Regions from separate parts of the Homo sapiens genome. Here region 1 is linked to region 2. Evidence: read pairs that join two places in POLR2A ChIA-PET (ENCODE). Cell type or tissue: Caco-2. All regions are shown on one strand. Links, peaks and the distances in the headings refer to the core of each region. The heading gives the core; the rest is flanking DNA. Region 1 holds the start of LOC105371825 (a long non-coding RNA gene). Region 2 overlaps ABCC3 (ATP binding cassette subfamily C member 3).

Region 1 (16,231 bases), core at 4,360-12,359, 250 kb before region 2:
AGGAATTCAAGACCAGCCTGGGCAACGTAGGGAGACTCTGTCTCTACAAAAAAATTTAAAAACTAGCTGAGTGTGGTGGTGCACACCTGTAGTCCCAGCTACTTAGGAGGCTGAGGTGGGAAGATCGCTTGAGCCTGGGAATTTGAGGCTGCAGTGAGCTGCGATTGTACCACTGTGCTTAAACCTGGGCAACAGGGTGAGACCCTGTCTCTAAAAAAATAAAAATAAATTAAAAATAAACTCTTGGCTCTGTTCCCCCCACAGCCTTGATTAGGGGTTTCTATCCAGTTCTACCAGCATTTGGCTCTTGGATTTCCCAGATGGGCACTGACGTGGCTCACCCACTGGGAGGCCCAGTTTCTGCCCTGCCTTCATAGAAGCTGTGCCCTGGCTCCAGTTCTGCCGTCACCAAATGTCCACATCAGGCTCTTCCCCTGTGCCCTGGGGAAGCCAGAGTGGACCTCTTCAGTGAGGGGGTGGCAGAGTGACCAGAGGAACCAGTGCTGCCTCTAGGGCTGGCCATGCCAGCGAGGGTGAGATGTCAAGATGTCACCATCAGACTCTGACTCAGGGGGCGGCCCACACACTACTTTGCCTTGTAATCAGTGTGTTTACTTGTCTGCCTTGCCCATGAGGCTATGAGCTCTGTGAGAGCAGGCCTGTGTCTGAATCGCCGCTGTAGCCCCAGTACCTGAGGCAGGTTCCTGTGCTCTGACAAAGTGTCTGTTGAACAAATAGATGAACAAATGAGCCCTTCCTCCTTTATTCCCTGCCAAGGTTAATGTCCTCCCCATTCACACAGGCCCAGGTGAGAAGCTTTAGGGTCACTGAGTTTTATTGATTCTGCTTCTTAAAATACTTTGCCCACCAATTCCTTCCTTGGGGGACTATGTGTTTCTTAGCTAATTCTAACTGTCTTTTATTTATTTATTTATTTATTTATTTATTTATTTATTTATTTTTGAGATAGGCTCTTGCTCTGTCACCCAGGCTGGAATTCACTGGTGTGATCATGGCTCACTGTAACCTCGACCTCCCAGGCGTAAGCGATCCTCCCATCTCAGCCTCCTGAGTAGCTGGGACCACAGGCATGCACCACCATACCAGGTTAACTTTTTTTTTTTAGAGATGGGGTCTCACTATGTTGCCCAGTCTGGTCTCAAATTCCTGGACCCCAGCGATCCTCCTGCCTTGGCCTTCCCAGGTGTTGGGATTACAGGTGTGAGCCTCCAACTGCCTTTTGATTGATTTTCTGGTTTCCTTTTTAAACTCTCACCTACCTGTCCATCTTCCCCATTGCTCATAAGTATAACACAAATGTAATCATGCTGCTCCTCTGTTTAAATATCTCCAGTAAGTCTTCCTTTCTCACCAACTAATGTACAGTTCCTTTAGCCCCTCCATGATTTGGCCCAACCTGCTTTTCCAGGCTTCTTCCTGCTGCTTCCCCTGTGGACCCTGGGAGCCAATCACTCAGAAATTCTCACTGTTCTTCAAGTAAGTTACTCTTCTTCCACCTCCACATTTTACATGTTTTATCCTCTTCGCAAAGGTTACTCTGTGCAACAAACCCCACCCTTGTCAGCCTACTGAACTCCTACTTATCCTTTAGGATCCAGCTAAAATGTCACCCCCTCTGATCCTCTGAAGTCATCAGCTAGCAGTCCAGCAGTCCAACTTTTTTTTTTTTTTTTTTTTGAGATGGAGTCTCACTCTGTCACCCAGGCTGGAGTGCAGTGGTGCAATCTCGGCTCACTGCAACCTCTGCCTCCCAGGTTCAAGCGATTCTCCTGCCTCAGCCTCCTGAGTAGCTAGGACTACAGGTGTGTGCTACCATACCCAGCTAATTTTTTGTATTTTTATTAGAGATGGGGTTTCACCATGTTGGCCAGGCTGGTCTCGAACTCATGACCTCAAGAAATCTGCCCTCCTCAGCCTCCCAAAGTGCTGGGATTACAGGTGTGAGCCACCACACCCGGCCCAACATTTCTTTCTTATACCTCTTATCACCTTGTATGTGTCCCCAGCACCAAGTACCGAAGTTCCTTGTTCCATGTCTCTCTCACATGAGCAATTAGGCTCCATGAGGGCGGGGCCTGTGTCATCTACCCTAAGCTGGCTGAGAGCCCTGTGCATGGAGGGACAGGCAATATACCATAGGCTCCGTGGCCTTGGGCAAGTTACTTGCCTTCTCTGTCTCAGTTTGCTCATCTATAGACTGTCTTAACAATAGTTCCTGCCTGAGGGTTGTTGAGGATTAAATGAGTTACTATTCATAAGGCAGGTAGAGCAGTGCCTCTCACATACTAAGCCCTCAATAAACGTTAGCTACTGTTATTATCTGTGATTATTAACTCCTCTGTAAATGTTTTTGAGTGAATGAGAACTTTAAGTAGAACAAGGCACTTTTCTACACATAAAGAACATCCAGTATCAGAGTCCTTCTGTTAAGATCTTCAAGACATCAGTGCACCCCATATACTACCTGGATGAGCAGTCCTTTGTTTGTGGGTAACAATCTACCACTTTTCCAAGTTATGCAGAAAATGTTCAGTTGAGGAAAGATGACTGGAGAAAGTTTATCATAGTTGAGATGAAGGAAGGGAAAAGATTTGGTCATAAGTCCCCTAGTTACGTTTTTTTAAGAGACAGGGTCTTACTGTGTTGCCCAGCTGGGCACGAACTCCTGGGCTCAAGCAATCATCCCGTCTCAGCCTCCTGAGTAGCTGCGATTATAGGAATGTGCCACCACACCCAGTACCCTTTGAGAAGGATGTGAACCCGTGATTATTCAGCTGCTAAATTATGAGGAACCAGGCGACTAAGGGGCCAGGTTTAGGGATATTGCTTTTGGAAACAAATTTCTGCATCCAAAAATCTTTATTTATTTATTTATTTATTTACCTATTTATTTTTGAGACAGAGTCTCACTCTGTCACCCAGGCTGGAGGGCAGTGGCTCAGTCTCAGCTCACTGCAGCCTCCCCAACTCAAGTGATCCTCCCACCTCAGTCCCCCAAGTAGCTGAGAATACAGGTCTGTGCCACCACACACGGCCAATTTTTGTATATTTTTGTAGAGGCGGGGCTCTCTCTATGCTGCTCAGGCTGATCTCGAACTCCTGAGCTCAAGGGATCCACCGGCCTCGGCCTCCCAGGGTGAGCCACTGTGCCTGGCCCCAGAAAACTTTAAAGACAATTGAATCCTAATCATTTTGGTTTAGAAAATGATCATAATTTTGATTTTGGTTCAAATTCTGGTCCTATTATTTGCTATTTGTAAGATCCTGATATATCCCTGAGTCTGGCTAATCTATAACTTAAAATTACTCTCATCTCATGCGGCTGTTGTGAGGTTGAGATGGGATTAAATTAAGTAATTCACATGAGGTAATTTACATAATGTAAAGCATTAAGATCATAGGTGTGTACAAACTTGTTGTCCGAGTCAATTTTGAAATTTATTCTGTACCTGGATCTAATAAAAATGCTTACCTCTGAAGCAACAATAACATTGAGCAGCTATAGGTATAGTTTTTATTCCTTTATTCTAGTCAGTTAAAAAGAAATCCTCTTGAACTCAATATGCATTGTGGGCCAGATTTTTTGTGACTGGCTGAAGAAAAAAAAGTGTTAAAAAATACAATCCCTAGTGGTGGCTCACGCCTGTAATCCTAGCACTTTGAGAGGCCGAGGCAGGTAAATTGCTTGAGCCCAGGAATTCAAGACCAGCCTGGGCAAGATGGTGAGACCCTGTCTCTACAAAAAATGCAAAAATTAGCTAGGGATGGTGGCTCACGCCTATAATCGCAGCACTTTGGGAGGCCAAGATGGGTGGATCGCTTGAGCCCATGAGTTTTAGGCCAGCCTGGGCAACATGACGAAATCCTGTCTCTACAAAAAATAAAAAAATTATCTGGGCGCGGTGCTGTGTGACTGTAATCCCAGCTACTTGGGAGGCTGAGGTAGGAGGATCACTTGAGCCCAGGAGGTTGAGGCTGCAGTGAGCCGTGATTGTGCCACTGCACTCCAGCCCGGGTGACAGAGCGAGACCCTGTCTAAATAAAGAAAAAATACAATATCTGCCCTCAGGTAGCTCATAGTGTGGTGAGGGAGACAGATGACAGATTTTTAATGAGTCAAAGTCTAGCAGTGGCCTGTTACGTCTCCACAGAGGAGACGCGCATAAGTGACAGTAGACAAGATGGGGCAGGGTAGTTAGGGGAGATGATATTTGGACTAAGCCTTGAAGGAAGAGTAGGAATACTAGTCAGACAAGAAACGGGGAAGGAAAACTGACTCCAGGCAGCTGGAGCAGCCCGTACAACGATCCTTAGGTGCAAAGAGTCATCCCATTCTAGGAAGAGCAAATTGTCTGATGAGGCTACAGCATGAACACCCCCAGTAAGGAGGCAAGCGAAGAAACTGGAAAGGCAAACAAGCCTCGCGTCCTGAAGAGACACAGGAGGCGGGTGGCCCGAGTCTGTCCCAAATCAGGACGCAAAGCCACGGAAGGTTGCAATCGGAGGAGTGATCCGATGTGTTAGCGTCTTGTTCTGCTCACTCTGGAGGCCACGTAACTAGAAGGAGGCTATTCCAAAAATGCAGGCAAGACATTCTCATTTGTAGATGTGCAGAGGCCACAAGGAAGGTGATTCCACAATCTAGATCCACATGCAAGCTGGCAAATACATCTTATCCTGCAGTAGATGCTCACTAAGAAGTGACATTTGCCGGGTACCTATCTTACTGACTTTAGAAGAAAAAAACTAGTTGAAGTGGCATTTGCATACTTCCAGTACACCACGGGGGCACCTATCAGAAGTGTCCCAGCAAAGATGGGCACAGAGGTAAATTCTGGAATGAGGGGAGGTCCAAGAGATTATACCCTAAAAACGTGCTTTTGTTGTTGTTGTTGTTTGAAACCAGGTCTTGCTCTGTTACCTAGGCTGGAATGCAGTGGCGCGATTACAGCTCACTGCAGCCTTGACCTCCTAGGCTCAAGCAATCCTCCCACCTCAGCCTCCTGAGTAGCTGGGACCACAGGCGCACACCACCATGCCTGGCTTATTTTTTATTTTATTTTTTGAAGAGATGGAGTCTCATTTTGTTGCCCAGGCTGGTCTTGAAGTCCTGGGCTCAAGCAATCCTCCCACCTTGGCCTCCCAAAATTCTGGGATTACAGGCATGAGCCACCATGCCCCACCACAAAAATGTTAACAGAGATTATTTCTGAGTGGCAAGATTATAAGTGATTTCTTTTTTCCATAGTAAACATGAATTATGGCCGGGCGCGGTGGCTCACGCCTGTAATCCCAGCACTTTGGGAGGCCGAGGCGGGCGGATCACGAGGTCAGGAGATCGAGACCATCCCGGCTAAAACGGTGAAACCCCGTCTCTACTAAAAATACAAAAAATTAGCCGGGCGTAGTGGCGGGCGCCTGTAGTCCCAGCTACTCGGGAGGCTGAGGCAGGAGAATGGCGTGAACCCGGGAGGCGGAGCTTGCAGTGAGCCGAGATCCCGCCACTGCACTCCAGCCTGGGCGACAGAGCGAGACTCCGTCTCAAAAAACAAAAAAAAAAAAAAAAAAAAAAAAAAAAAACATGAATTATTTATATATAGTTTTAAAGAATAAAATAATTTCTTTTTAAAAAGGATCAACCCAAGACCTTTGGATTAAAGGGGAATTGGGAGAGCCAGGACAGGCACTAGGATGGACCATTCAGAGGTCTAGATCCAGCATGGAGTCAGTGAGGGTGAGAAGACTTCAGCGGAGAGGGAGATGGAAAGAACCAAATCTGCCAGCATGAGGGCTCAGGCAGGAGGGTAAGTCCCCCCATCTTAGGGGAAGCCAGCGCTAGGGAAGTGAACGTACCCATCAAAGCCAGGGATGACGCGCCAGCCAGGCATTTGGTAGAGGGATGGGGAGCGCGTGCTCGGCACACAGACAGATTTTCAGTAGGTGGCTGAAAGACACGAGGGGAAAGATTGTGTAACTGAGTTGTGGGGAAGGAGAACAGTGGCCTATTGTTGGAGACCTAATAAACAAATTGAGAGCGTTCATCTTGCGGGTGTGGGCCTGAAATAAGTTCCGAGACAGCTTAATGATCCATCACAGGTTCTTTCCTAGGAGTGAGTCACCAGCACATTTTATTAACCCAGTTCACCCTTCGTTGCCCCAGCGCCTGCAACAAAGCAACCGAGATCCCGCAGCTGAGCCGCTCCCATCATGAAGCCTCTGGCCTACACAATGGGGAAGATGAAACCAGCCAGCCTCATCAATCGTCCCTGGGCAGGCCAGTCTCCTCTTCAGTCTCATGTTCAGGGTTTGCATAATTAGGCGCCTGATGGAGGCGAATGTCTGCCCCACCGAAGGTCGTCATTGTGCAGCACTCTGTCGGGGAGCTGTGAGGTACACAGCAGCCCGGGCCTGCTCCGAACAGCAGCAGAGCCTGTGAGGAGGAGCCTGGCTTTTGCAGGAGCGCATTAATAAGGTTGGAAACCCGTGGCTTGGGAATCAGAGCCAATCGCAGTCATGTCAGAAATGGAAATAAGAAACTCCTGGATGAAATGGAGGAGCCAGCAACCCTCTAACCAGAGGTTCTGAATTTCAATTTGGGGTCCACTCTGCAAAAGCTGAGGGCTATTGAGCAAATCCTTCAACCCCTCAGTGTCTTTGTTTCCTGGACTGCAAAATGGTGGTGACATACCAGTTCCCCTTATCTTAGAGACCAATCGGTTTACACTTTGAAGAGCTCACGGTGTGTTCAGGGCACTATTCTAAGGGTGTTACATGTGTATTAACTCTATAATCAGCAACAACCCTATGCAAGGTAGGTGCTATGATTATTATTATTATTATTATTATTGTTATTATTATTGTCCCTCGGTTAAAGATGAGATAACTAAGCTATAGGGAATTTAAGAAACTTGCCCAGGCCAGGCACGTTGGCTCATGCCTGTAATCCCAGCACTTTGGGAAGCCGAGCTGGGGAGATCACTTGAGCCCAGGAGTTTAAGACCAACCCTGGCAACATAGCAAGACCCCTATCGCTGGAAAAAAAAAAAAAAAAAACTTAGCCAGGTGTGATTGTGCACGCCTATAGTCCCACCTACTTGGGAGGCTGAGGTAGGAGGATCTCTTGAATCTGGGAGGTCAAGGCTGCAGTGAGCCATGATTGTGCCACTGCACTCCAGCCTGGGAGACAGAGCAAGACTCCGTCTCCGAAAAAAAAAAAAAAAAAAAAAAAAAGGAAGAAAAAAGAGAAAGAAACTTGCCCAAAGTCACACACGATTGTGGAATCCAGGCTTCAGCTTCGGTAGCTGACCTCTAGAGTTCATGCTGCAAACCTTCAAACGCAACATGCACTTCACCTCCTCCATCGGCAGTAAAATGCTTTACAAATAGAACTGGCTTTATTCTTTTCAACGGTTACTGACATTTCCAGAGTGTGGAATTAAGTGCCTTAGGCCCTGCTCACAGCATGTTTGTGGTTGCTAGGGTTATCCTGCAGGAAAGGTTGGGGGTGATGGTTGTGTCTACTGTGTACTGAGGGCCTAATGTCACTTCTTACAAAGCCATGCAAGATGAGGGAGCTGAGACCAGGAGAACTAAAGTGACACCCCACAGCCATGAAGCTCATAAACTGAACATCTGGGATTTGAATTTGAGACTCATCTGATTCCAAACTTTCCACGCAGGGCTTCTTAGACTGTAAGCAGAAGCTAGGTAACATGATAGTTAAGAGTTGGGCTCTAGAAACTGTGTTTGTAGCCCATTTCTGCCACTTCTTAGCTGTGTGACCTTGGGCAAATAACTTTGCCTCTCTGGGCTTTGGTTTGCTCATTTGTAAAATGGAGATGACAATAGTATCTACTCATAAGGTTACGATGAGGTGCATGTGGGTTAACACAAGGAAAGCATGGGTCAGTGGCACATGGTATGCTCTCAATGGTTATTAACGTAACAATGCCAGGCCTGGGGCAAGAGCGTAGTACTTGACTCAAGGTTTGCATTGCTTAGGGGAGGCACGAGACCCAGAAACCAGAAAGATTCACACACAGGTGGGGTATTTTTTCAGGGAAGACCTGACCAGGAGGCAAGCAGTAAAGGAAGAACTTCTGGGAGGGTGGAATGAGGCCCAGGAGACTCAGACACAGATAAATGAGAAAGAGTCCAGTTGGGCCAGGGAGTTAGTGTCGGGGATCCAGAGTTAGGCAGCACCTAGTGCTCCTTCCTAGGGTTGTGCACAATGTTCAGAGGGTCGACAGTGTCGGTAGGGGCCCAACCAGGCAGTCAGTATGAGGGTCTGGAAAGGGTTTGGCAGCAAAGAGTACAGACATGACCACTGGCTAGGAAATTTGAGGCAGGACTCTACTTTCTGGATAAACAAGGGCCAGGGAAGCAATTATGTGAGCTGATCGGGCTGGTATCAACTAGCTAATCTAATGAGCTAAGTATGTTTATTAGAGTAGGAGCTTGGTAACAGGTAAATCTTATTAGTCTTTGTAGACATCACTGCGCCAGGACTATGACCAGGAGAGTGAGGCACTCACCTTAGGCACAAAATTTAAGGGAGTGCCTAAAACACCCAATACTCTAGATAAATAATATTTTAATGCAATATTTTCAACATCCAAATTAGTGCAAAAAATCCATGAGACGCAAAATATCAAACTTTTCAATGAAGACAGAACCTGTATTATTGATTTTTCCTTTTTCCTCAGGCTTCAGTAGGTTCAGCCAGGCACTGCAGACAACGCCTTAAATACACACCTTTTGGTGAGTCAGATAGTGGGCATTTTGGCTTTTATCTTATTTTTTTAGAGATGAGGTCTTGCTATTTGCACAGGCTGGAGTGCCGGGGCTGTTTACAGGCATAATCATTGTGCACTGCAGCCTTGAACTCCTGGGCGCGAGGGATTACCCTGCCTCAGTCTCCTGAGTAGCTGGGACAACAGGCATGGGCCAGCATGCCTGGCTTAATCGTGGGCTATTGATGTATTTATTTATTTATTGAGACGGAGTCTCACTCTGTCGCCTAGGCTGGAGTACAGTGGCTCAATCTCGGCTCACTGCAACCTCCGCCTCCCGGGTTCGAGGGATTCTTGAGCCTCAGCCACCTGAGTAGCTGGGATTATGGGCGCCAGCCACCATGCCTGGATAATTTTTGTATTTTTAGTAGAGATGGGTTTCTCCATGTTGGCCAGGCTGGTTTTGAACTTCTGGCCTCAAGTGATCTGCCTGCCTCAGCCTCCCAAAGTGTTGGGATTACAGGCATGAGCCACCGCACCTGGCCAATTAGGAGTTTTTTAGATGTCAAGTCTCAGGCAGACCTTGGTGCCTTATTGGCAGGAAATTGAAAGCCTATAGGTACTAGGTGGTGGAGGATTTGACCAGTTCTGCCACAGTGGGTTCTTCTAAAGCCAGCTCCCAGGACAGGGGCCATTCTTTCCTTATGAATGACCAAGACCATACTGGCTATTTCAACCGACTAGCGTTTTCTTCCTATTTATAATCAATAGCATCATTTTCAGCATCCTGGTTCTTCTTTTTTATGTAAAATAAAATAAATAGCGTCCCTCAAATCACACTTTTTTTAAAATCACACCTTCTTTAAATCTCATACACCATCTATATGCAGGACTCAGAGATCATCCCCCTTAGCCCCAGGCAGCTTGACTGTCATTTGGATAAAGCTAGGAAAGAATGAAGGATGTAATTGGGTGTTAGTAGGTATGAGAGCTCTGAAGGAGAGGTGCCTGCAAAGTTCCAGGCAAAGTCAGCCTCCAGGTAGGCAGCCAGAGTCCAGGGAACACATATTTGCTGAAGGTTTGTAGAAGTCCATGGGTCAGATTCCCAGCAGCATTGGGAAAAGGGACATTTAGCAGCAGTGACAGAGAGAGTTCGAAATGGAGTTTCCTTCTACCTTAGCGGAGAAGCACTTTCATGAGCTTCCATTTAAGATAGCAACTAATCTCATGATACGACCTGCAGAAACCTGTAGCAAGGGAGCCATTGGAACTGGTATTCAGTGGGATCTGTCAGAGCTCAGAGCTGGGAGGGCCAAATCCAGAAATCTGGCAGACAGTAAGTGGGCAAGAGGTCAAAACAGGGAAGGAGTTCATTAGCACATGCAAAGGCTTAGATTGAGCTTGGCTCAAAGTGCATGCCCTGTAAGTGCCCTTGTGGTGGCTGATGGCAAGGATGATGGTGTTATTTTGGCAGCCAGGATCTGGGTTTCAGGGACAGGATTTCTTAGTTTCTTAGAGCAGAGGTGACCAGACTGGGATTTGATGCTTTATCAAAATTTTTTGGGCAGGATGCGGTGGCTCACGCCTTTAATCCCAGCACTTTGGGAGGCCGAGGCAGGCAGATCACTTGAGGTCAGGATTTTGAAACCAGCCTGACCAACATGGAGAAACGCTGTCTCTACTAAAAATACAAAAATTAGCCAGGTGTGGTGGCGCACACATGTAATCCCAGCTACTCAGGAGGCTGAGGTAGGAGAATTGCTTGAACCTGGGAGGCAGAAGTTGCAGTGAACTGAGATTGTGCTACTGCACTCCAGCCTGGGTGACAGAGTGAGACTCCGTCTCAAAAAGAAAAAAAGAGAAAAAAATTTCCTCAAATCTGGGAACCAATATTGTCAACTTTAAATTTAGCCAAGTGAGGCAATTCCTTTTTTTCTTGGAGACACCATCTCTGTCACCCAGGCTGGAGTACAATGGCACAATCTCAGCTCACTGCAACCTTTACCTCCCAGGTTCAAGCGATTCTCCTGCCTTAGCCTCCCAAGTAGGTGGGATTACAGGTACGTGCCACCATGCCTGGCTAATTTTTGTGTTTTAGTAGAGATGGGGTATCAGTATGTTGGCCAGGCTGGTCTCGAACTCCTGACCTCAGGTGATCTATCCACCTTGGCTTCCCAAAAATACTAGGATTACAGGCATGAGCCACTCACTGCTCCCGACCTAGTGAGGCAATTCAAACAACCAAAAAAAGCCCTATCACCTCCCATCACCATGTCTTCATAAAAGAAAAGCCATCTTATCACCAAAAGTAAAACAGCCATCATATCAGAATTTAAACTAGAAACAAAAATTAACGTTATTAAAAGCTCACTTATGTTTTGTTGTTGTTGTTGTTTCCAGTTTGTAGCTGATGGACAAAAACTTTGTCATGGATCAGCGCTGATGGGTAGAGTTTAGGATGCATTCATGCCCAGGGCTCCTCTGCCCAGGCTTGGGGCTACCTTGTGGGGCTTGGTTGTGAGGACCATGGCCAAGGCTGGGTGGCCAGGGACGAAGTATCTGTCCTGGCCTGAGCACCTGTGCTGACCTAGCCCATCCACGCCATCACAGTGGGCACCTTTGCTGTCCTTCTGGGAATTCTCCCAGTCACTAGTGAGGGTGATAGCTTTCCCACTTCTGGCCCAACCTGCTCCCACTCCATTCCAGGGCCCCCTGGGTCATCTCCCACTTACAGCCCTCCTCTCGCCTTTGGGATCTGACACCTGAACTCGCTTTCTGCAGTTTGCCCTTTGGCATTCTTCAAGGGCTTTGGCTGATCCTGCCTTCTGGCTGCTCCTGCTCCTCCTGCCTGATCCCCACCTCTGGACCCCAGCCTGGGCTGTCCTCAACTGTCTGGAAACTACTCAGAATGTTAGATCTTGAATCACCTCTTGCAGCCACCACAGTGTGGACTCAATCCTTTTTCCATTCATGTTCTCCTGTTCTGCAACTGGGCTGAAATGACTGCATGGCGATGAGGGAGAGAAGACTGAGTCTCAAGTGGGGACGCAATTTGTGGAAAACAATAGGCCCCAGGGCAAGGAGCGAAATGGGCAATTAGCCCAGGTCTGTGTTGAAGTCAGTCTCTTGGACTTACCTGGAAGCTCTCTAAGGCAGGGATATATTCAGATCATCTTTTCATTTTTTTATTTCCTTCCTCCTCCCAACTCTCCATGTTCACCCCTCCCCAAAAAAACTAGTAAAGCTCATTTGCAATATATTTGTTGCTTTGAATTTTTTTTTTTATTTATTATTATTATTTTGAGACACAGTCTCACTCTGTCACCCAGGCTGGAGTGCAGTGGCACGATCTCGGCTCACTGCAAGCTCCGCTCCCCCCTCCCCCACACCTCCCTCAAAGAGGTTTCAGTGTGACAAGGAAGAGGTCACACACACCCAGGGAGCTAGAAGTAACGCAGAAAATACAGACTGCTTCAAGAAAAGTACGAAGGCTGGGCTAAACTGGTTTCACTTCCAAGTGATTGGGTGATGGCCCCTATGGGTCAGCCTGGCCTGAAAAAGAAATCTCCCCATTGGGGCTCCAGCTTGTCCCATTCAGCCCTTAACACAGCTCTGAGCTGAGGCAGGAGTCAGCATCACCAGCACTTTTTGTTTTACAGGGTTTTTTCCCTTCAATTCTCCATTTGTCTTGGTCTGCAGGTGCTCTTCTCCCTGACCCTCCTTTCATATTCATCCTAAATGACAAGACCTTTCCTTAAAAACAAGCATCTTCTCCTCCCATGGCAAGACAAGGCTGCCCTTTGTGTGTTGTTTTCATTAATTTGTTGATACTTGTTTTCAAGCTACATTTTATTGGACTTGTGCTTACTTTGCTGAAGCACAAAGGTTGTTTAAGCAGAAGGGCACAAGAAAGTGGAAAACTCCTGACCTCAAGTGATCCACCCACCTCGGCCTCCCAAAGTGCTGAGATTACAGGCGTGAGCCACCACACCCGATCACGGGTCTTCCTGCTTCTGTGATCACCTTCTCATAACCTTGAGACCACTGCACATTGATGAAGTTCAGTTAATCTACAATGACTGTAGCCATCTGAGTGACCCCAGGTGAGACCAATAGAACTGTCGAACTAGCCAACGCACAGCATTGTGAGAAACAATAAATCATTGTTTTAAGCCATTATGTTTTGTGGTGGTTTGTTACAAACACATAACTAAAACAACCTCAAAATCTGGATAATATGTTAGGGCCTGCCTGGAAAGCTGGCTGCCCCCCTGCTCTTCCTCGGCCCATCGTGGGAACTCTTGGCTATAAACAAATCTTCCCGGAGTGGATAAGTGGTCAGGATTTAAGGTGGTATTCTTCCCAGGTGCTCGTGCAACTTCAAAAAAATAAAATTCTAAGAATGGGATTTCAGGCCCTTATCAAGGACATATTTATGGCCAGGGACCCTCCTGCCTGCTCTTCAGAAACCACATCTTGGCTTCTTCCTTCAATAGCTTCCAGCCACCTGTTAAAGATCTGCCTTTCCCAGATGAGAAGGCAGGTCTAATTCAGAGGAGATTGAGCTGGTTGATAATGCAGAAGAAATTTCAAGGCGACTCTGAAGCACATCTAGGCTTCCTTGTAGCCAAACCAAACGAAATAATCTCAAACCCCAAAATATTACAGGAAAAAAAATAAAATCAAGTATTGCAAAGATGACAAAATGTTGGGTCGGGCATTATAGATCATGCATTATATATAGCAGTTACCTACAGATAGTAAAAAGTCACACCTGTAATCCCAGCACTTTGGGAGGCCGAGGCGGGTAGATCACTTACGGTCAGGAGTTTGAGACCAGCCTGGCCAACATGGTGAAACCCTTTCTTTACTAAAAATACAAAAATTAGCTGGGCATGGTGGCACGCGCCTGTAGTCCCAGCTACTGGGGAGGCTGAGGCAGGAGAATCACTTGAACCCAGAGGTGGAGGTTAAAGTGAGCCGAGATGGTGCCACTGCACTTCAGCCTGGGTAACAGAGTGGGACTCCATCTCAAAAAAAAAAAAAAAAAAAAAAAAAAAAGCAGATGGATTCCAATAGAATTTGACCTCTTCTGAGGTCTTTACATTGTTCTGAAAGGGTCTGTTTGTGTCCATTTCCCTAACTAGACTGTAAGTCTCTTGAAAACAGGGATCATATCATAAAGTATTCATTGGCTGGGCAAGGTGCCTCACACCTATAATCCCAGTATTTGGGAGGCCAATATGGGAGGATCAGTTGAAGCCAGGAGTTCGAGACCAGCCTGGGCAACAAAGTGAGACTGACTATTCTCTATTTTAAAAAAAGAAAAATTTTCATCTTTATGACTCTAGAGCCTAGCACATTAGCACAGGGCTTTGCACAGAGCTGGCACTCAATGAATGCTGTTGAGATAAAGCACAATTTAAGCCCAAAGAGCAGGGTGGGGAGCTTAGAAGTCAATAGGTCCTATGGTTTTGAAATTCTGAAAGATTTGAAATATCAGAGGAGGCAGGAGAGCAGGGGTCTAAGCCCATGGGAAGTGCTGGCCTAGTCTGGTGGGCTCTTGTCTCCCTCAGCCTCACCTCAGGCCAGGAGTTTGTGCCTTCACCTGGGACACTGGTGACGTCAAGGCAGCTGCGAATCCTGAGTGCAGTGCCACCCTGAGCTCCTGTGACCCAGCAACCTCTGCTCAGAGAGAGGAGCCTTTGCCTGGCTTTGGGCAAAATGGAACCTGTCTGTGCCTCAAACCTGGAGCTCTGAAGGCTGAGGACTTCCAACCCCTCAAGTGTACCAAGGCAAAGCAAACAGCTCAGAAGCAGCGCAGGGAGGTGGCACACCCCCAGACACTTGTCAGCTGTGCCGTCAACTCGTCATTCTCACTGATGGGTGCCTGCTCCCTCAAATCCTCCCTCCAGCATCCACCTTTGAGGCTGGGGTCCCGGGTGCTTCAGGGGCTCCCAGACCCCTGCTGGGTGAGTGTGGTGGCCCTGAGGAGTGTGTCTCCCTTTTCTACAACTCTAGCTCTGCCCTATACATCTGGGGACAGGGCCAAGAAAGGGGTCCGTTGAGTCAAATGGACCCAACAAGTCCTGGTCACGGCCTTTCCAACCAGAAGCACCTGCCTGGCCCCTGGAGACCTTGCTCCCTATCTCCAGGAGGAAGGAAAGCAGGGGAGAGGTGGAAAGAGGAAGGGGGTGGGGAAAGATTGCCTAACACACTTTCCCAGGTTCCCCCACTACCTACACAAGGTTCAGTCCTTATTTTGGTATGCAGAGCTCCTCCCAGGCTGAGCTCACCCACAATCGCAGCCTTATCTCTGCCTCTCCCTACTCTGACCTGACAACCATGGGAGTCTGCCTCACACTTGTGTAGGGGCTGAGTCTGGAATGTCATTTTCCTTTCCCTGCCCATGAAGCAACACTCTCCCTTCAAGGCTTCTTTAGGCTCTGCCCTGCCTTCCCCACCTCCCAGGCAAAGACAGCTTCCCAAAACCTCACAGCAACTGTTGCCCCTACCACGATCTGTCTGGTAATACAGCAGGATCACTCATTCATTCATTCACTCACTCATTCATTAAGTCCTGTATGAACCAGGCTCTGTGCTGGGGTCCCAGGATACTGCAAGGAACAAAGTAGACACAGATCCTATCCCTTTCGACTGCATTGCTCAGCGGTGGAGACAGCTACTGAATAAATAGCTGCATAGGAACTATGGGAGCAAAAAGCTGAGGGTTTGCTGTAATAGGACTGGGGCAGCTTCCCCTGAAGAAGGGAAATAAAAGCCAAATGCTAAGCTCACTAGGGATGAATGAGGTGAGAGGAGTAAGTGAGAGGCTGCAGGCAGGACTAGCAGAAGGCCCTGAAGTGGGAGGGAACCTGGTGTATTTGAGGAAGTAAGAGAGGGTGGAGGAAGGTTGGGCAAGCTCTGGCCTTCTGCTGGGTAGGCAGGCAGGCAGCAGATCCTCGAGGGTCTGTAGACTGCAGTGAGGGCTTTGGTCCTCACCCTAAAAGTCATGGGAGACACTGATAGGTTTACCCCAGTGGGTGCAGGGTGACGGGAACATGACTGATTTGCATTTTTTTTTTTTTTTGAGAAGGAGTCTCGCTCTATTGCCCAGGCTGGAGTGCAGTGGCACCATCTTGGCTCACTGCAACATCTGCCTCCCGGGTTCAAGCAATTCTCGTGCATCAGCCTCCTGAGTAGCTGGGACTACAGGCGTGCACCACCATACCTGGCTAATTTTTGTATTTTCAGTAGAGACAGGGTTTCACCATGTTGGCCAGGCTGGCCTCAAACTCCTAACCTCAAGTGATCCGCCCACCTCAGCCTCCCAAAGTGCTGGGATTACAGGCATGAGCCACCGCGCCTGGACTGCATTTTTTTTTTTTTTCTAATACAGAGTCTTCCTCTGTCTCCCAAGCTGGAGTGCAGTGGTGCGATCATAGCTCACTGAAGCCTCAAACCCCTGGGCTTAAGTG
Region 2 (16,231 bases), core at 4,869-12,868:
GTCCAGATAAAGCAAATGCCGAGTTCTAAATAGGCTATTTCTATGTGTCACTTTTTTTCTCTCTGTAAGTACTACTTGACCACATGGTTAGGTGGAGTTCTTTGAGCCTTTACTGGTTTAGGTTTTTTTTTTTTTTCTTTTGAGATGGCGTTTCACTCTTGTTGCCCAGGCTGGAGTGCAATGGTGTGATCTTGGCTCACTGCAACCTCTGCCTCCCAGGTTCAAGCCATTCTCCTGCCTCAGCCTCCTGAGTAGCTGGGATTACAGGTGTGTGCCTCCACGCCCAGCTAATTTTTTTGTATTTTTAGTAGAAATGGGGTTTCATCATATTAGCCAGGGTGGTCTTGAACTCCTGACCTCAGGTGATCTGCCTGCCTCAGCCTCCCAAAGTGCTGGGATTACAGGTGTGAGCCACCACGCCCAGCCGAGTCTTTACTAGTTTAGCATGCTGCTGAATTCATGAATTGCTTATTTTTTCAAATAAGCTCTGCTAAATTTGTCTAAAGCTTTTCCTTTTTCTTTTTCTTTTTCTTTTTTTTTTTTTTTTTTTGAGACAGTCTCGCTCTTGGCCCCCACGCTGGAGTGTAATGGCGTGATCTCGGTTCACTGCAACCACCACCTCCCAGCTTCAAGCAATTCTCCTGCCTTAGCCTCCTGAGTAGCTTGGACTACAGGCGCCCACCACCATGCCTGACTAATTTTTGTATTTTTAGTAGAGATGGGGTTTCACCATGTAGGCCAGGCTGGTCTTGAACTCCTGACCTCAGGTGATCCACCCACCTCGGCCTCCCAAAGTGCTGGGATAACAGGCGTGAGCCACCGTGCCCGGCCTAAAGCTTTTCTTTTAACAGATTGGTGTCAGAAGTGGGATCGGAAGTAGAACTCCAGTGACCCTCAGGAGCATTTAGTGACCAAGTAAGGGTACCTGACAGGGCACACTGTGCCAATTGTTCTCTTGTAGCAACTGGAGGTCATGGGTGAGTTCTATCTCAGATTCCAAGCTTCAGGAATTTGTGTTTTGTGTTCTCCAAGTTTATTTGAACAATTCTTAGACTGGGTCAAGTAGGACTGGGTCCAGGAGCAAATCAGATCTGATAATTAACTGAAATGGATCCAGTTAAAAGCCTCAGGCAGGTGCCTTTTGAAAGTGAGTTCCTCCAAATCTAAGGAGTCTGGGACTCCAGAGTCTGAGACGCCACTTTCTGGGACGGTGGCTAACTTCATGAACAACAATTATGAGGAACATGTGTATTTTTGGAAAAATGGGTTAACTTTGCTGAGGACAACTTAAGAGTTACAGTGGCCACAGTGGGAAAGTTTTGACCTAGATAAAACTGTTCACTTGCAAGGTGCATTAGAAAAGAAAGGTTCAAAAATGCCACAAAAGCAATGGGATGCATTCTTTAATTGATACACAGAGGCATCTAAAAGATTAAATGAATAAAAAATTGCCTCTTTATAATAGGTTCCTTACAGAAATCAAACAAAAAAATCTTAAAAGCTCCTTCACGAATCTTATTCAAAAGCTTTAGTCATCTGGGCAAGAAATCTTGTTCCATTGGCCAGAAGAACAATTTGGATCCAGATAGTCTTTAATAAATTCAGGAGTTTTATATTACTGTACCTGGAACATGGCTAAGATATTTAAATGAAAGCTGTAAGATCTGTTGCTGTTTATGTTTATATAAGTCTGTATGTATGATACAGGTATCATAGTTTCTTATCTCCTTTTAATGCTCCAAAATTAAATTATGAAAGAGCTCTATTTTGTTGGCTTTAAGAAAAATAAGTGCTTGTATAAATGAAGTATTCTCTCAGAAAATTAAGAACTACCTCAAATACTTTTGCAGCTCATCTGACTTGGGTAATCTTTGGCAAATAAGAATATTGTTGGTTTGACTGAAACAGACATGTTTTCATAGTTTTGGGGATTAAATATCATAAAGATGCATGATTTCCTATCTAGGTTTACTGGTAAAACAAGCTTATGTTGTCTTTATATTATAAAATTTGTCAGCAAGAAAAACAAAATGATGACTAGTTGTTTATTATCTCATCTTTATAGGCAATCCAAGCATAAGTGTTGAAAATAAGTGAGTTAAATGAATGTAAGATAAAATTCCCATGTAAAAGATGTCCTTCCTATACCAGAAGGTTTTATTATTACTTTTTTGAAATAGGGTCTCTATCGCCTACTCTGGAGTGCAAGTGGCAAGATCTCGGCTCACTGCAACCTCTGCCTCCTGGGCTCAAGCAATCCTCCCGCCTCAGCCCCGCCAAAGTATCTGGGACTACAGACACAAGCTACCACATCCAGCTAATTTTTGTATTTTTTGTAGAGATGGGGTTTCACCATGTTGCCCAGGCTGGTCTCGAAATCCTGAGGTCAAGTGTTCCACCTGCCTCAGCCTCCCAAAGTGCTAGGATTACAGGCGTGAGCCACCACGCTCAGCCACCAGAAGGTTTTAACACTCTTAGCATCAAGAATAGAAAGTTGAGGAGGAGGGAAATCTGTACAAACAACAATTTAGTTTTCAGGCCTCACAAAACAAACAAACAAAAAACCTAAAGGGATACAAATGAAATTTTGCCTCCTTTACAGTTTATTTTTACAGAGAGACTTAAAGACATTTTGGACCATTGAGAAACATGTTCTGTGCCACACTGACAAATTGTACTATGAGAAAGCTCATGCTTCTAGACATTATGGTTCATAGATTTACCAATCTACAGCTGGTGTGACACACAATTCACAAATGCTTACTTTCTAATGTCCATGGAAATTAAGGTCACTAAGGGTTAAGAATTCTTTTTTTTTTTTTTTTTTTCTGAGATGGAGTCTCGCGCTGTCACCCAGGCTGGAGTGCAGTGGCTCAATCTTGACTCACTGCAACCTCCACCTCCTGGGTTCAGGTAATTCTCCTGCCTGAGCCTCCCCAGTAGCTGGGATTACAGGTGCCCGCCACCACGCCCAGCCAATTTTTGTATTTTTAATAGAGACAGGGTTTCAGCATGTCAGCCAGGCCGGTCTTGAACTTCTGCCCTCAAGTGATCTGCCTACCTCGGACTCCAAAGTGCTGGGATTACAGGCATGAGCCACTGTACCTGGCCGGGGTTAAGAATTCTAATTAATATATGTAGCTACAATTACTAGAAACAATAAGGGGGAAAATCTATATGAAAATATACAAGGAAGGTAAGAAAAAGGAATATATGAAAAAGAAATATACAAAGGAAGCTAAGGAAAAGCTATAAGACGTGAGGATGTTTTGTTTTGATAACGGAAAAAGAGAATAAATTTTGTCCTAAAGTGAAATGACTGATTTTTCGAAAATGAGAAGAGGAAAGTATAGGACAAAAAGTGAATGGATATAAGAGTTGTAGGAGGTTTGTGGAAGATGAATCTTGTGAAAGAAATTTTATGGGTGATCAAGCTGGTTAAGATTAGGAGGTAATTATTTACAAGTTTTTTAAGAATAAAAGTTAGCGACCGGGTGCAGTGGCTCACGCCTGTAATCCCAGGACTTTGGGAGGCAGAGGCGGGTGGATCACTTGAGGTCAGGAGTTCGAGCCCAGCCTGGCCAACATGGTGAAACCCCATCTCTACTAAAAATACAAAAAATAAGCCGGGTGTGGTGGCAGGCGCCTGTAATCCCAGCTACTTGAGAGGCTGAGGCAGGAGAATCACTTGAACCCGGGAGGCGGAGGTTGCAGTAAGCAGAGATTGCACCATTGCACTCCAGCCTGGGCGATAAGAGCTAGCATTAATATCAAAATTACACTGATGCAAAACTAGAATTTGGTTCTCTCCATTAAAACAACATGGTGTTCTTAGATTATTGGTCTGATCATAATAGGAAATTGTAAAATGTTTTTCTTTCTCTTTAGGTAGTTGGCCTAGAAAACAAAGATTCTGTGTTCTACCCAGATAATTTCCTGTGCTTCATGCTGTCTTTGTTAGGTTTTTGATCACTTAAGAAAACTGAGAACTCGCTATTAAAACAGCTAAGCTTTTTCTACAACTATGTAACTTTTTGTATATGCCTCCGAAGTCATTTAATGAACGGCTATTGTTCACAGTGACCTGTGATCCTATTAAAAAAATTTATTTTATGTGTTGCCTATTTCCTTCCTTCCTTCCTTTCTCTCTCTCTCTTTCTTCCTTCCTTCCTTCCTTCTTTCTTTCCCTTCTTCCCTCCCTCCTTCCCTTCCCTCCCTCCCTTCCTTCTTTCCTTCCTTCCTTTCTCCTTTCCTCCCTTCCCCTCCCCACCCCTCATCTCTCTCCTCTCTCTCCTCTCCTCTCCTTCTTTTTTTGACAAAGTCTCACTCTGTCACCCAGGTATAAAGCTGACTCCATACATAGTGGACTGTAGCATAATTCAATATGTAAACAAACTGCAACGTAACTTGAGAGTATATTCTTACAATAAGCAGCCAAGTCTCAGCCAAATATAGCAGAATTTTCAGCCAATCACAAGCTGCCAGATCATCAGAACATGTCCACATAAGGCAAACACCTCATTGCACCATGCCCAAATAAGGCAAATACTGATCTGTCGCCAATCAAGCTGTTTCTATACATCAATTCCTTTCTCTGTCCATTAATACTGCCTGCCCATACTGCTGGGTGGTAAAACTCTGTGAACCTCTACTGGTTCAGGATGCTGGCTGATTCATGAATTGTTCTTTGCTCAGATAAACTCTGCTAAATTTAATTTGTCTAAAGTTTTTATTTTAACAGAATTTTTCCTCAAATGTGTGGTGACTTTTTTTTTTTTTTTTTGAGATGGAGTCTCCCTCTGTCGCCCAGGCTGGAGTGTGGTAGTACGATCTCAGCTCACTGCAACCTCTGCCTCTGAGGTTCAAGAAATTCTCCTGCCTCAGCCTCCCGAGTAGCTGGGATTACAGGCACGTGTCACAATGCCCAGCTAATTTTTGTATTTTTAGTAGAGGGGTTTTGCCATGTTGGCCAGGCTGGTCTCGAACTCCTGACTTCAAGTGATCCGCCTGCCTCGGCCTCCCAAAGTGCTGGGATTACAGGCGTGAGTCACTGCACCCGACCTGTGGTGATTCTTGCGGCTTGGCTGTCTCAATATTTTGGAGTAAGACACTAAAGAGTTGGCTGCTCTGTGTGTTGGGGGCAGGTGGATTTGGGACTGGATCTGGGACTCCTCAGGGCAATCTGTGAACAATGATGAGTGAGAGTACCAAGGACCAAGGACCAAGAAACAGCTACTGAAGACAGAGTACCGAGGACCAAGCTTATTGGCTGTTGGGCTTCACTGCAGAGTGATCAAGTAGGAACCTGGTCCTTTAGGGAAGACTCCCCCAACAACTGGAAGAATCTGGAGGTCTTTTCTCTGGGACCAATTTAGGAGTGAGGGCTGAGGGTTCTATCCTTCAGTATGCAGACTTTTACTTAATTCCACAGAATAAACTGCTGGTCTTCTGTGAGGTGGCTGGAATTTGCCTGGCTTTGAGAGGAGATGGATAAGTATCTTGGGTGTTTCATCTCTCCTTATGCATTCTCCTAGCAGCCGCTGCTTTCAGCCCTGCTCTTCCCCTTGCCTCCTTCAGCCCTCCAATCCCCGAGCTTTTACAGACTCCAAATGGCCTTTGGTTTCAGTTGTTCTCTGCTGTGTCAGTGATCACTCCTCAACCTGTTTCTCACTTTCCAAAAAGGTGTTAATATCTTGTCTGCTGTTGTCTCCTCTTCTCTTTGTCCTTGTAGGTTTACATTCTTTATTCCTTACTGTCACTTTGATGGAAAATCAGGAAGGACTGGAGATAAAGTCTTGTGTTCAATCCACCCTATAGAACCAGAAGTCCTTCCAACTACAATTTTTTTTTTTCTTTTGGGCAGAGTCTTGCTCTGTCTCCCAGGCTGGTGTGCAGTGGTGTGATCTCAGCTCACAGCAACCTCCGCCTCTGGGATTCAGGTGATTCTCCTGCCTCAGCCTCCCGAGTAGCTGGGATTACAGGCTTCCACCACCACGCCCGGCCAATTTTTGTATTTTTAGTACAGACGGGGTTTTGCCATGTTGACCAGGCTGGTTCTCAAACTCTTGACCTCAGGTCATCCACCCGCCTTGGCCTCCCAAAGTGCTGGGATTACAGGTGTGAGACACCATGCCCAGCCTCCAAGGGCGAATTAAATAGACCCGTTTCAGACTTTATGCAGGACCTCCCTGCAACAGTGTGGGCTTCCCCCATCTCTTGGAAACTACTCTTTCCTGGTCTCCTGGTTTCTTGGCAAGCATTCCTTGCTGTCTCCTTATCTTCCTTCCAGTTCACCCTGTGGACATGGGCCCTAGCTCCCAAGTTCAGACCTTGGTCCTTGGTGCTCTCTCTCATCATTGTTCACAGATTGTCCTGAGGAGTCCCAAATCCAGATCAACAGCTCAAATCACCTCCTGAGCCTCAGCGCCTACTTCCTGCTGCCTCTCAGATGGCGTCACCATCTGTCTGCAGCCACCTCATATTCAATACCTCTCAAAGTAAGATCCTTCACTCCCTGCCAGAACCAGCCCTTCCTTTGGCCTTGCCTGCCTCTGCCAAGGGCATCACCATTCTGCCAGCTACCCTGACACCTGTAGGGACATAGGTCCTATTGATTCTTGATGGAAGCATAGTAGCTGGACAAAGAGGTGTTTGAGACTTGGCAGGGAAAGGTTAAGCACCTTGGCCAAGGTCACACAGCTTAAAAGAACTCACACTTGGCCGGGCACAATGGCTTACACCTGTAATCCCAGCTCTTTGGGAGGCTGAGGTGGGAAGATCACGAGGTCAGGAGTTCGAGACCAGCCTGACCAACATGGTGAAATCCCGTCTCTACTAAAAATACAAAAATTAGCTGGGCGTGGTGGCAGGCACCTGTAATCCCAGCTACTCGGGAGGCTGAGGCAGGTGAACTGTTTGAACCCGGGAGGCGGAGGTTGCAGTGAGCTGAGATTGTGCCACTGCACTCCAGCCTGGTGACAGAGGGAGACTCCGTCTCAAAAAAATAAAAAATAAAAAGAAGAAGTCACACTTAAGCTGTGTGATCTTGACCCAGGTTCTTAACCTCTCCCCTCTCTGGGCCTTGGTTTCTTTAAGGGTAACATTGGGATGATAATATCTCTTACCTGGTTCCTCCCACCTGGCCCCTTGGCCAGACCCTCATCTCTTCATGAGCAATTGCCATAGACTTCTGGTCTCTTCCCTTCAGATTCCCTGGGGTCCCAGATCCTGCATGGTTTTCCCCTTCCTTTCTGGCCATGCCATCACAGTCTCTTTGCTGATTCCCCTGCCTGGTGCAAGAGGGTCCTGGAGCTCAGTCCTTTCCTCTTCTCTGCCTCCTTCCTATCTGCACTCAACCTCTTGGCAATCCCATGCAGTCTCATATGATGATATGATGTACCATCTATATGCCAATGACTTTCAAGTCTATCTCTCCAGCTCATTGCTCCCCAAATCTCCAGCTCCATATCTAACTGCTGACTTGACATCTTCACTCCATACACCCTACAATAGCCTGCATAGACCTGCACAATGTCCCTTCCCCCAACCCATGACCCTCTCCCCGCCTTTCCTGCTTCACTCCAGCCACTGGCCTCCTTGCTGTTTCTAAATGCACTTGCTGCTCCTGTCTCAGGGCCTTTGCACTTGCTCTTCTCTCTTCCTGGAACACTCCTCCCCCAGACATCCTGAAGTCTTTCTTTCTCAATGAAGCCTACCCTGACCATCCTGTTTAATACTGCCACCTGTGTCCCACCCCTGTATTCCCAATTCTCCCACCCTTCTCCGCTTTTTCTTTTCTCTATAACACCTATCACCTTTTGACATGATATATAATTTACTGATTTATTATATTTTCTCTCATCTTTTCCTTTACTTGCTGACATGTAAGCTCTTTGAAGGGAAGAACCTTTATTTTATTTATCTATGTATCCTAAGTACTTAGAATGGTGCCTAGCACATAGTAGGTGCTCAGAAAAAAGATTTGCTTAAATAAATCAAATATTTATTGAAGACCAGGGACATTGCCCAGTGCTTTGAGAGGCCAAGGCAGGAGCATCACTTGAGGCCAGGAGTTTGAGACCAGCCTGGGCAACATAGCAAGACGCTGTCTCTACAAAAATGTAAAACATTAGCCTGGTCTGGTGACAGGCACCTGTAGTCCCAGTTACATGGAGGCTAAGGCGGGAGGATCTCTTGAGCCCGGGAGTTTGTTGCTGCAGTGAGCCATGATTATGCCACTCCACTCTAGCCTGAGCAACAGAGCAAGACCTGGACTCTTAAAAAAAAAATACACACACACACATACACGTTTATTGAATAAATGAATGAAAGAATAATAGTATACCATCCCTTTAAACTTTCAGTAGCTCCCTACTGCCTAGAAGGCAAAGTTCAAACATTTTACTATGGCATTCAAAGCCCACAGCTGGCCTTGAACTATCTGGCTATGTGAACTGTTGAATAATCTATATGCTTGAGTTCTGAGTTCTCCCATCTTTTTTTTTTTTTTTTTTTTTTTTTTTTGATGGAATCTTGCTCTGTCGCCCAGGCTGGAGGGCAGTGGCACAATCTTGGCTTACTGCAACCTCTGCCTCCCGTGTTCAAGTGATTCTCGTGCCTCAGCCTTCTGAGTAGCTGGGATTACGGGCGTGCACCACCACGGCTGGTTAATTTCTTTCTTTTTTTTTTTTTTTTAAGGCCAAGTCTCGCTCTGTCACCCAGGCTGGAGTGCAGTGGTGCGACCTTGGCTCACTGCAACCTCTGCCTCCAGGGTTCAAGCGATTCTCCCACCTCAGCCTCCTGGGTAGCTGGAATTACAGGCACATGCCACTACGCCAGGCTAATTTTTGTTTTCTGTTTTTTTGTTTGCTTGTTTTTGAGACGGAGTCTCGCTCTGTCGCCCAGGCTGGAGTGCAGTGGCGTGATCTCGGCTCACTGCAAGCTCCGCCTCCCGGGTTCACGCCATTCTCCTGCCTCAGCCTCCTGATTGGCTGAGACTACAGGCGCCCGCCACCATGCCCGTCTAATTTTTTGTATTTTTAGTAGAGACGGGGTTTTACCGTGTTAGCGAGGATGGTCTCGATCTCCTGACCTTGTGATCTGCCCACCTCGGCCTCCCAAAGTGCTGGGATTACAGGCATGAGCCACTGCACCCGGCCTTGGTTTTTGTTTTGTTTTGGTTTTGAGACGGAGTCTCACTCTGTCACCTCGGCTGGAGTGCAGTGGCACGATCTCAGCTCTCTGCAACCTGTGCCTCCAGGGTTCAAGTGATTCTCCTGTCTCAGCCTCCCAAGTAGCTAGGACCACAGGTGCACACCACCACACCCAGCTAAATTTTGTATTATTAGTAGAGATGGGGTTTCACCATGTTGGCCAGGCTGGTCTGGAACTCCTGACCTCAAGTGATCTGCCAGCCTCAGCCTCCCAAAGTGCTGGGATTACAGGGGTGAGCCACCATGCCTGGCCAAGTTCTAGCATCTTAAGAAAACAACTCATGGAAGGGGAGTGATCTGCACTCCCTGCTTCCTTTCCCCAACCTCCCCAGCCTGCCTTCCCTTCTTCCTTTTTTTTTTTTTTTTTTTTTTGAGACGGAGTCTGGCTCTGTCACCCAGGCTGGAGTGCAGTGGTGTGACCTTGGCTCACTGCAACCTCCACCTCCCGGGTTCAAATGATTCTCCTGCCTCAGCCTCCTGAGTAGCTGGGATTACAGATGCCCGCCACCACGCCCAGCTAATTTTTGTATTTTTAGTAGAGACGGGGTTTCACCGTGTTGGTCAGGCTGGTCTCGAACTCCTGACCTTGTGATCCGCCCGCCTCAGCCTCCCAAAGTGCCAGGATTTCAGGCGTGAGCCACTGTGCCTGGCCTGCCTTCCCTTCTTAATCCCATCTGGGGCAGCCCTCTGCCCTCCAGTGCCCCTGCCCACCTGCGAGATGGCTCTTCCCAAAATACAGCTTTGTGCCTCTTGCCTCATGCCCACAAACCTGCAGTGACTCCTGCTGCTCATGAAGCCACATCCTAGCACCCAACCTGGTCCTCAAGACCCCCCCCATGGCATCTCCTCCCACCTCCTTTCCCATTGCTCCCTTCCCCCACAGCCAACTCACTTCATCCTAAATCTGCTCTGAGATTCTTGCTCCTACCCCCTTGCTCAACCTAGTCCCTCTTTTTACCACTTGTCAAAATCCTAACCTAACCACTCCAGGGAGGGGTGACAGGCCTGGCTGAAAACCCACCTTCTTCATCTTGAGCACCCTTCCTCCTAGAGAGATCCCCTTCCCTGGAGCGTCACTCTTGGCCTTGACAATGTTTGGTGAGGGCCTTGGTGAGTCAGGCAGTGGGCTGGGTTCTGCAGATACAGTGGCACGTTGGGCAGGCCTATCCCTGCTCTGTGAAGCATGCAGTCAGGGACATGCTGCCTGGGGGCATTTCATTGAAGGCCCAGGTGGGCAGAAGTTGTACCATGTACATCTTGTCCTATTCAGTATTCAGTATTCAGTAGTCCTATTCAGTATTCAGTAGTTGCTCAAACAATGTGAGCCAAGGACCCACATACTCTTGCTGAGTCTCTGACATGCTGGCCCAGGCCTGGACACTGGGTCACAGGACACACCTCTAGGCCTGATCAGGTACTCCAGTTAGTTGCCATCCAGATAGCCTGTCCCAAAGCTGCCCTGAACCCAGATCTTCAGGTCTCTGGGCCGGAGTGTACATCCCATTTCTCTGGGCCCAGCCAGAGCCTCATCTACATGGGGCCTCTCTGGGGCACCCCAGCCTCTGACCTTTCCTTGCTTTTCCCTGGCAGCCAGTTAAGTGAGGAAAATAAAGGCCCCTAATGTTTCTCCCGCATTTTATTACTGCACTTACCTAGTTGTTATCTGGATGTTGTCTCAGAACAACTTCCAGGGGTATATAGGAGGGGCACTGTTAGGCCCAGTGTACAAAAGAGAAACTACACCCACTTTGGCAACAGGTTCAAGGACACCCAGCAGTGTGTGGCCGGGACAGGCACCCAGGCTTTGTGATGCCACACGGGGCCATTGACTCACAAGGGAGTGTGCATGTTGAGGACAGGAGCCCAGGCGTGGGGACATGGTGGGAATCGCTGTGTGCACTTGCAGGCCGGTGGCATGGCTCTGTAAGGCGGGTGGGGAGTGGCCACAGGAAGAACCCAACCCCGATGCGGAGAATCCAGGATGGCTTCTGCCACTTTTGAGCCATGCAACTGTTGGTGAGCCCCTTCGTGCCCTTGAACCTCAGTCTCCACCTGTGAGTAATGGGAGTGATGACAGCATCTGGTCACCTCCCCACAGCGGGGAGAAGGTGAGGGAGAATGAACAGCAAAGCACTTCGATGGCAACGGGACAACACTCAGGGAAGCGGGTGATGGAGCCTCCAGCTGTCAGGCCCGTGTTTTGGTTTCGCAGACACCTGCTCTGTGGCAACAACCAGGGGACTTTGGGGCTGTGAGAACTGGGTGGCTGCTTTGACCCTCAAGGGCATTCAGCCTGGGCTCCTTTCCTTGAGATAAGCATGTCCCACCTGGGCAGGGCCCTCCCTAGGAGGCAGGGGGTACCCGCCCACACAGGCCCTCACCCCTAACTCCCTATTTGGTTCACTCCAGACCCTGAGCTAGGACATCAACTATGGGACACGTCATACAAAACACGTCCAGAACTGAGCTCTTGGCCGTCCCTGCCTTTCTAGCCTGCCTGGCCCGGGGATGGCAGTTCCTTCCTCCTGTCTCTCTTCCCAGACCAGAGTCCTTGGAGTTGCCCCTGATTCTTCTCTTTCTCTCACATCCCACATCCGGTCTCTCAGCAAACCCTGTCCATTCTACCTTCAAATTACAGGTTGAACGGCATGACAGTGCCACATTCAACTGTTCTTTTTTTTTTTTTTTCCCCACTGTAATCTTGACCTCTTGGGCTCAAGCGATCCTCCTGCCTCAGCCTCCTGAGTAGCTGGGACTACAGGCATGTGCCACCACGCCCAGCTAATTTTTTAATTTTTTTGTAGAGATGGGGTCCCACTATGTGGCCCAGACTGGTCTCGAACTTCTGGGCTCAAGTGATCCTCCTGCTTCGGCCTCCCAAAGTGCTGGGATTACAGGCATGAGCCACTGCACCTGGCCTTTATGATTCTTGTTTTACTGCCTCTTCCCACTAGAGTATATGCTCCACGAAGACAGATTCTTTAGCTCTGTATTCTGCAGTTGATGGTATTTCCTGTTGCTTAGAGCAGGGCCTGGCACAGAGAAGGTACTCAATAACCATCTATTGAACAAAAGAATGAATAAACAAATGAATAGATAAATGGAGGGTGCCAACTCCAGCCGCAGCCTCTGCAGCTTCATGCCCAGGAACACAGTGTTCTCTCCCTGGTACCAAGGCCACAGTTCTTGGCACCCAGAAGGGTCTCCAACTCAGTTATGTGTAAAATGAAGGTGAGGACAGGGCCAGTGAAGGTTATTCCCTGGACCCTGTAACACTCCCTGAATCCCTGCAGGGCAGGATGACGATCCCTACTCAAGGCTCTCCTCTCATTCCCGCTCTGAAGAGCACTGCTGGGAGGTGAGAGCTGAGCCCACAGCCCCCTCCCCCACCATCACCCACACAGTTTCCACAGCAACAACAGCTTCCTTAATAATGCGATTAAACAGCTGGATGGGGCTGATAAGGGGTAAGGTCCCACATCCAGAATGGACCACGTGGCAGAGGCCCCCTCATGGCAGACTTCATGGTCACTGAAGCTGAAATCACTGCAGACTCATACAGGCGATGGGGGCGGGGGGTGAGGACCCCGGAGCCCTCTGCCCCAGCTTTGCCAGGGACTTCCCAAGCCCTGGGGGCCCCAGGCCTGTTGACAGTCTCTGTCATGAGAAGAGTCATTACTTCCCTATTCCTGTGTGGTACTGGAGAAGGAAGCCACCACTGCAGGGCAGCTCCTGAAGTCCCAGATAGGGAAGGGATGAACAGACAAGACCATTGACTCAGCAGCAATGAAGGCGTGGAGAGAGCAAGGACACGTGCTGATCCCCACTCACCCTCCCTCAGCCTTTGGAAGGCCTGGGGGCAGGGGTCAAAAACTGGCTGTGCTGTAATCCCAGCACTTTGGGAGGCCGAGGAGGGTGGGTCCCCTGAGGTCAGGAGTCTGCGACCAGCCTGGCCAACATGACGAAACGCTGTCTCTACTAAAAATATTTAAAAAAATTATCTAGGCATGGTGGCGCATGCCTGTAATCCCAGCTACTCAGGAGGCTGAGGCAGGATAATTGTTTGAACCTGGGAGGCGGAGGTTGCAGTGAGCTGAGATCACGCCACTGCACTCCAGCCAGGGTGGCAGAGCGAGACTCCTTCTCAAAAACACAACACAACACAACAAACAAACAAACAAAAACTGGTTGTGCTGCGCCTGCTGGCCCCTTGCAGGGATGGCTCACGGGCTCAACTGGCCAATGTGCTTCTGGAAGGGGCTTTGGTTCACTGAGCTCCTGCTGTGGGCCAGGATGATCATTTCACGCTCATGACAGCTGACACCCAGGGCTGATGCTGGGATTAGACCCAGAGAGTTTTGTTCCAGGGCCCAGCTCCTTCCCACAGGATTAGTGTTTCCTGTACACCTGGTAGGACTCCGGCATGATGTCCCACCCTGGGGATAGAGCACTTGCACCCAGATCACCTTTCAGCCATGCAGCCCATTCTCATATCACCTGCTTTTTGCAATTATTCTCACAGAGCTGAGGGAGCAGAGCGGCTAACACCTGGGTAGTGGCCTAGCTGGGGTTCTGGGAGCCCCTGACTAGAAACCTGAATATCCAGTTAGGAGAAATCTGGCTGAATGCGGTGGCTCACGCCTGTAATCCCAGCACTTTAGGAGGCTGAGGTGGGCAGATGACTTGAGGTCAGGAATTTGAGACCAGCCTGGCCATCATGGTGAAACCCCGTCTCTACTAAAAATACAAAAATTAGCCGGGCATGGTGGTGTGCACCTGTAATCCCAGCTACTTGGGAGGCTGAGGCAGGAGGATTGCTTGAACCTGGGAGGTGGAGGTTGCAGTGAGTTGAGATTGTGCTACTGCACTTCAGCCTGGGCGACAGAGCAAGACTCTGTCACAAAAAAAAAAAAAAGGAGAAATCCAAAATCCAAGCCTAGAGTTAGGCTCTCATTCACTATCCCACCCTGCCCCCTGCCAGCCCCAACCACTGCACCGCAGTACCAGAAACAGAAACAACTTCAGTTCGGGAAGGGGAGGGGCCCAGCCACCCCAGCAATGGCATACCAGGTCTCATTTCACCCCCAACTCCCCAGGGATCCTGCCCCAATGGAGAGGACTGAATACAGTCCGGGTGCTCTGGCCCTACTCCGGGGTGGCTCAGCTGGTCATCCCTGCCAAGTCCTTCCTCCCTGGAAGCCTGCCCAGTGTTTCAAGACCATTTCCCTGTCTGGGGACTACAGGCGGGCTTGGCAAAGCTCCCTCCTGAATGCCACTTCCCTGACTCACTTCCTTCCCCGTATCTCTCTGGCCCTCAGGGACCTAAGGCCCAGGTGAAGTGGGGGAACAGCAGGATTGAGGAGAAGCCAGCCTGAGGCCACAAGCAATGAAATGCCGTAGCCAGAAGCCAAGAGCTCAGAGGTCAAAGCCATCCAGCACTGGGTTTGCTTGCAGCAGCTGAGATGGAGGAAAGGAGCCCCGGGAGCTCTGGCCTTGCAGGGAGGACTGGGTTCCTGAGGGGAGGGTGAGCTATGGTGTCTGCTAAGCGGAGGAGTGTCTACCTCCCACTCAGCTTCCCCATGGATGTGCAGGACACTGTCTTCATTTGTGAGTCAAAATACATTGGCATAGGAGCCTTGCCCATTACTCATACATTTTTGTGGCTGCCTACTAAGAAGGCAGAGGAGACCCTGATACCCAGGAGCTCTAAGCTTTGAAGGGCCCTAATCATGCATAGCCTTCGCCCCCAAGCCCAAGGCTCATCCTTCCAAAATTGGGCAACTCCAGACCTGAAGCAGGCCCCAGAGCCCACCTCAGCCCTGCTGGAGCCCAGAGAAGGTGAGTCATTTGCCCAAAGTCACACAGCTGGTGAATAGCAGAATTGGGGCTAGCTAAAACAGAGCAGGAGACACAGGGAGCTGAGCCTCCAAGGGACCAGGGATCTGCCCCTCCCTAGGATGGGTAAACAGCTAAGGGAACAATGAGGTCACCTTTCCCATGTGGGCCTAACCAAGGGGAGACCCAGAGGCCTCTACCAAGAGCTGCTTCTAGGCAAATTCCGTATGTAGAGCAGGGAGAGAGCCAGGGAAGGAGGAGTCCAGAAATCTCAGAGGAGGAACTAATGAATCCCCACTGGCCGCATCTTCCCTCTACCCAGTCACAGAATCTCAGGACCCCACCTTCTTTCCTGGCTTGAATCCTCTCTCCAGCATCTCCGCCAAGCAGTCACTAACCATGTCCTTACATACCCCCCAGTGACAGGGAGCTCACTACTTCTCAGGCGGTCCTTGCCATCTTTGGATGGCTTTCATGGTCAGGATCTTCAGATTTCTAAGCTTCCTGGGGCTGTCAGATCAAGGCTAATTCTGCCAACAGGTGTTTATCTGGCGGGGGGTAAATACCTCCAGGCCCTTCCTCCACATACTCCCTTCACCACCCAGGTGCTCCCAACCTCTGTGGTTCAGAACAGAGAGGAATCCTGCAGGCAGAGGATCCCACCTCCTCCCTTGTTCTGAGGCACCTCTGGCCTCCTGAGTAGTGAGGTGGTTTAATTACACAGTTCACTCTTTTGGAATTTATTTCCACAAAAACTCCCAAGGCACATTCAGGGAAGTTGGTAACCTGCTTCAAAGTCGATATGGGTGAGAGAGAGAAGGATTCACACAAATCATTCACCTGGCAGGTGGTGTGTGAGTACACAGATGTGTGTACACATGTCCCAAGGGGCATGGTCCTCTCCAGTCTCCTACCCTCAGACTGAGCCAGGAACAGCTCCCAGCTCCCCAGCAAACAGCTGAAATGGGAGCCACTGGCCCGACAGCCCTACCAGCTCTTTCCCTGCAGGTCTTCCCACGTCTGACATTTTCTTCTAACCCCATTTTTCTTTCTCCTCCCTCTTCCGGGGAATGTCAGAACTTGCCACCCATAGAAAACTTCTTAGTTCTTAAAATCATTCCACATTCCCTGTCTCATTTGATCAGAAAAATCTTGTGAGGTGGGTAGGGGTTGGGTTATTTCCC

What was found. ChIA-PET counts read pairs that join two places held together with the same protein. Peaks named below come from ENCODE experiments on the same cell type or tissue, not always from the same donor. Only the 100,000 strongest peaks of a DNase experiment are listed, where the experiment ranks them.
Region 1: POLR2A ChIA-PET joins it to region 2 with 14 read pairs; 2 of 35 experiments call an interaction of 5 or more read pairs at or near these places.

The regions. Positions count from the first base shown.
Region 1 is chr17:50,883,502-50,899,732 of GRCh38, reverse strand. LOC105371825 (a long non-coding RNA gene) reads left to right here and starts at 5,662. Exons shown (of 3, transcript XR_001752940.2): 1 at 5,662-5,825; 2 at 6,182-6,832; 3 at 11,154-12,929. RefSeq lists enhancers at 13,999-14,527, 14,528-15,056. In Caco-2, for the core only: no CTCF peak of the experiment used is centred there; DNase peaks (open chromatin) are centred at 6,062, 7,444, 8,862, 9,812 and 1 weaker place.
Region 2 is chr17:50,637,664-50,653,894 of GRCh38, reverse strand. All of the region lies in intron 1 of ABCC3 (ATP binding cassette subfamily C member 3), which reads right to left. Among named protein-coding and RNA genes, the nearest start is that of ABCC3, 11 kb to the right of the region's middle. RefSeq lists enhancers at 12,873-13,167, 12,845-13,615, 14,065-15,264. In Caco-2, for the core only: no CTCF peak of the experiment used is centred there; no DNase peak of the experiment used is centred there.